Regions from separate parts of the Mus musculus genome. Here region 2 is linked to region 1. A link is a loop called in an ENCODE intact Hi-C map of the cell type or tissue named here. Cell type or tissue: heart. All regions are shown on one strand.

Evidence for each region. A loop is a pair of places that touch in the nucleus more often than their neighbours do. Peaks named below come from ENCODE experiments on the same cell type or tissue, not always from the same donor. Only the 100,000 strongest peaks of a DNase experiment are listed, where the experiment ranks them.
Region 2: it touches region 1 in a loop (2.9-fold over the local background); 3 of 42 quality-filtered maps call a loop at or near these places.

What each region holds. Positions count from the first base shown.
Region 1 is chr2:57,180,784-57,183,283 of GRCm38, forward strand. It overlaps BB557941 (expressed sequence BB557941), which reads right to left and starts at 971. Exons shown (of 3, transcript NR_040356.1): 1 at 872-971. 4930555B11Rik (RIKEN cDNA 4930555B11 gene) reads left to right here and starts at 1,048. Exons shown (of 4, transcript NR_040633.1): 1 at 1,048-1,142. n-TAcgc8 (a tRNA gene) reads left to right here and starts at 1,295; the gene lies at 1,295-1,366. n-TGgcc8 (a tRNA gene) reads right to left here and starts at 1,681; the gene lies at 1,611-1,681. In heart, a CTCF peak has its summit at 1,192; DNase peaks (open chromatin) are centred at 1,018 and 1,608; H3K4me3 peaks cover 1,741 bases; H3K27ac peaks cover 1,286 bases.
Region 2 is chr2:57,306,145-57,308,644 of GRCm38, forward strand. Gpd2 (glycerol phosphate dehydrogenase 2, mitochondrial) reads left to right here. Exons shown (of 17, transcript NM_010274.3): 6 at 788-951. Among named protein-coding and RNA genes, the nearest start is that of Gpd2, 69 kb to the left of the region's middle. In heart, no CTCF peak of the experiment used is centred here; no DNase peak of the experiment used is centred here.

The sequences.
Region 1 (2,500 bases):
TGAATTAGATCCACGTGTGGCTTTGTTCTAGTTAACAAAATCAGAGTTATCATTTGTTTAAATGGCTGTAAGCATATGTGGACATTTGCTTATTCTTAACACAGGATGTGATTATGAAGCTGGTGGTTTACCCAGTGACTTTTGACGTTTTTCTGCTTTCTGCTCTGCCTTTTGGAGAGCACAAGCGAAGGGTGAGGAAACTTCAGGCCTTCACGCTGCCGCAGCTTTATGGCCTCAGCCTAACAGGTTAAATGGAAACGACCTGATGCTGCTCTGCCTACACCATATACCTACCCTGCTACCACTGAGCCTCACCTGGAATGGAATCAGTTTTAAATACACCTGGAAGAGATACACTCGTCTTTTCATTCATAGCCCATCGAACCATCTAGCTTGCATCCAACCACCTGGAACTTTAGGGCTGAGGTGCGGTTAGGTCAGGGTAGATGGAGGACATTAAACGATATATATATATATCAGTCAGTCCGACTGACCCAAGGTGTAAATAGAAAAGGAATGAAAAGCCGTCTACAGCAGGTTCTCCACCCTATCTTAACATTTATACAAGTCTAAGCCACCAAGAAGGGGACAGCATCATTTTGTTTCAAGTTGAGAATCATGCAAAGGAGGAGCAAATAGCAAAATCATTTTCTGCTGCAAGAGTTGACTGTAACCTCCATCTAAAAGAATCTACGGGCATTTGGTCCTCCAAACAGCAGAGCATAAATGTTAACGTCACTAGGTAAACCATAGATTTTACGCAGCTTTCCTGAGACATAGGGGGTTTCCAAAAGTGCAGGGTACCCAGATAAATCCACAAAAGTTTTAAATGCAGAGACAGGCATATACAGCAACAAGTCTCTTGAGTCACCTGAATGGTGTCCGCAGTTCCTTTCTTCTGGCCCAGCGAACTAGCCGACTTGTAGAGGACCCAGTCTGTAACCTAGCTGAAAGAAAAGCTCAGAACCTATGCTACCCGCCAGGAATCGTTGGCGCCTGCGCAGTAGGATCAAAGAGCTGGGCTGCGCTCGGTCCCGCCCCTCTGGCAGTTCAAGGCTCCCGGCTCCAACTGGAACCTGGCGTTGACCGCCTGGTTGCGACTCTCCTGGCCGCTGAGTTTAGCTGCGGGCTCCCTGCACCGGGTCGGTTCAGATGTACCACGAGCAGAGCCTGAGAAAGGATTATAAAAAAGAAATGCACTGTGGAATCTGCTAAAGTCAGACTGACTCCTTGGTTTAGAGGAGCGTTGGGTTCTTTGTATAAGTAGGCATATGAAGAGAGCAGTTAGCGGCTGGGGGATGTAGCTCAGTGGTAGAGCGCGCGCTTCGCATGTGTGAGGTCCCGGGTTCAATCCCCGGCATCTCCAAGCAGCCGGAATTCTGTTTTTCATTCTTTCTCAAAGAAAAGATTTTCACTTGTACATTTTGCCCACCACTACAACATCGAAAACCGAAAACAAAAAGGCCGTGAAAAATCTGCAGTGTGGAAAACTCACTCTAGTGATTGCTGGGAAAACAAGTGAAACGAAATGCTAGGAAGAAAAATTCGTAGTTTCTTTCTTCATTAATGTTAATATTTTAGAAAAACAAGATTTGAAACAAAAAGGCAAGTGCATTGGCCGGGAATCGAACCCGGGCCTCCCGCGTGGCAGGCGAGAATTCTACCACTGAACCACCAATGCAAGCACATATTATGGTGTTCTGTTATACTATACTAGGATATATTTACACATGAGTAATTCTTGTGTCAATTCTGTTTTTATATATATATTTAAAAATTAGGAAAAGAAACAGAATTCTTTTGTTTTTCTCCTTAAGTTTTTAAATCTCACTTACATACATTGTATTTGAAGATAGTTCCACTGATCACAGAATCTTAGGGCAGAAAACGTTTCTACATGTATCATTGAGCATGTCACAGAGTTTTAAATTCAACGATCGTTAAATATTGGCAAAATATTAACATTTTAAAATTCTTACTATTCTAACTTTTGTTAAACTGTATGAGGGTTTTGGGGTGGGAGTTTGTGTTTACTTGGTTTTGTTCTTGGCAAAGAATGCAAGTGTATGAAGATTTACTCTATATACAACTTTATGATCTCCAGCCTATTTTCAAATACTTTGATCTCATTTATATGTGTGTATAATATATATATATATATTAATATATATGTATGTAATAATATATGTATATATATTATACTATATATATGTGGATATAATATATATTATATGTGGATATAATATATAATGGAGATATATATCCTATTTTGATTTTGTTTTGTTTTTCGAGACAGAGTTTCTCTGTGCAGTCCTGGAACACTGTAGACCAGGCTGGCCTGGAACTCGGAAATCTGCCTGCCTCTGCATGCACCAACACTGCCTTTTTTCCAGACAGGGTTTCTCTGTGTAGCCCTGGCTGTCCTGGAACTCACTCTGTAGTCCAGGCTGGTCTTGAACTCAGAAATCCACCTGCCTCTGCCTCCCAAGTGCTGGGATTA
Region 2 (2,500 bases), 130 kb after region 1:
TGTTTGCATTTAATGGAATCTCATTTCAGTTTCTTGGAGCGTGTAGGTGAACACCTGTGTTTACCTGTGTTTCTAAGGCATTCAGTGAGGTCCTGTGTGCAGTGTAGAATGCAGAACCCCCCCTCCCCAAAACTATCCTGATAACAAAATCTGAAACTACAGTGTAGCAACCCAAAACCCAGCTATCATTTTATTATCTAAGTTAATGTAGATGAAATTCATCCAAGAGGTGTGATTAATCATTTCCCTAATGTTAGAACTGAGATTGAGATTGCCCTAGGAAGATAGACCCAGTAACCTGGAAAGGTGGGTTATGGCATTCTTTTAACCACATGGCTGGTGTAGGGCTTGACACAGGTTTGACCACCTAGTGCCTGTTTAGTTACAGATTTCTGAGGGCCTCTTCAACCTAGTTGCAGTCCACATTTACCAAGGCCTCCAACCCACACTGTTTGAATCCATCTCTAGACTTGCGAGGCACAGGCATGGGTGTCTGTTTATTCTGGATGCTTCCTGAAGAATTCTAACATGGAGCAGGCAGGAACCATGGAGGTAGCCAGAAACTCTTGCAGATTCTCCTGTATGCCAGCTAGCGTGGCGCCAGAAGCAACTATGTGCCAACCCTTCCCACTCCCTCCTACAGCCCCACTCTCCCCCCTTTTGCAGCCTACTACTTGTGGGTATAAGTTTGCTTTTCCTAACTGGCCTTTCTTGTAATTTAAGGTGCCAATCTATAGTGCTATACCGTGTTTCTAAAAACACCCTTCTCTCTCTGCTTATGCTATAGGTGGTGGCAGTTACCTTATTACTGGGTGGGAATCAAGATGTATGACCTGGTTGCAGGGAGTCAATGCCTGAAGAGCAGTTACGTCCTCAGCAAATCCCGAGCCCTGGAGCATTTTCCCATGCTCCAGAAGGACAAGCTGGTAGGCGCCATTGTCTACTATGACGGTACGTGATATTTCTTATGTTCTTCTGTCCGGTGATGACCACCGAGAGTACACTGACCCTTATTTATCTCACGGCAGAGAAACAGGCTCGCATTCCACTTTCCATGTTAACCTTAAGGAACAAACAAATGCACTCACGTAGGTAGAGAGTCACCATATTTGGTAGTATTGGCTGAAAAACTACCCACAATGATTTGCTTCTAACCTTTTTTTTTTTTAATTAATTAAGATGCTATACATATATTCTAGACCAGACTGGCCTGGAACTCACTGTATACACTAGTCTGGGTACATATTTGTATTCATTTTCCTGCCTCAGCCTCCGGAGTGCTCGTATTGCAGGTGTCAGCCAGGACACCTGGCTCTCTGTGTAATTAATGTATTCTTTCTCCTCTTTTGCTTGTATCTCATGGTTGGCTTGGCCCATTTCTCATAGCTATGCATTTCACTCCACCCTCATACCACTCCATTTGTTATATGTTTGGCAGGGAATGCCTGCCTTATGTATATATTCTGATCTTGAAAGCAGTCAAGGAGCTGTAGGTTTTCTAGTGAAACCTCTGTTTTCAGGGCGTTATCAACCTAGAGAGGAAACATCCCCTGGGCTGAAAATGACACATTGTTTTGTACAGACATTAGTCTTGTCTAATATCTATTTGCAATGTGTTCACTACGAACTCTTTTCTGCATGTGCGTACACCACATCACTTGCTCGTTTTTGTTTGAGGAAACTGAGCAGTATATTTCCAGACAGACCACAGTCAACAGCAACAAGACAGAGCAATATAAGGAAAACCATTTGTGAATCTTCGTTGGTTATTTGAAAGCGTGTGCAGAACTAGAAAACAATGTAGTGATATTTCTCTATATGGAACTAAGAAGGCACAGGTGGTTGCACGTGTCCAAATGGTTTAGAAACTTTTTGGCACAAAGACGTCTTAGGCTCTGAATCTCCGTGATCCCATCCAGCTATGTGCTCTTTATACTTGGTGTTACATACATAAACTCTTAGCACAAAGGAATGTTTTGTTGTGCTGTTTTAGAAGATTTGATGAATATTTCCATGTTAGATTATGTGATACTGTATCTGCCTTTTAAGGCCTCTTTCTTTCTTCCTTCCTTTCTTTCTTTCTTTCTTTCTTTCTTTCTTTCTTTCTTTCTTTCTTTCTTTCTTTCTTTCTTTCTTTCTTCCTTCCTTCCTTCCTTCCTTCCTTCCTTCCTTCCTTCCTTCCTTCCTTCCTTTTCTTTGTTTCTTTTGCCTTTTATGTAGCTCCACTGTTACCCCACTGAATCAATTCAGCTGCTGTCTGACAGGCTTTTCTATATAAATGCAGAATGTACGTGTGCAGAGGTGGCAATGGGGACCAAACTTAAGAAAATGTCCTAGGAGCAACAATATTAGAAAAATGTTAAGGGTCTTAGACAGACATTAAAAGCTAGAAAATTAACAGTTTTCAGAGACTTTCAGCATCTGAGACACCACAGGGGGGGCCACTTAACTACTTTTTGGTGCCCTTGAAGGAGCCTACATGTTAAAGGACAGCCTTCAC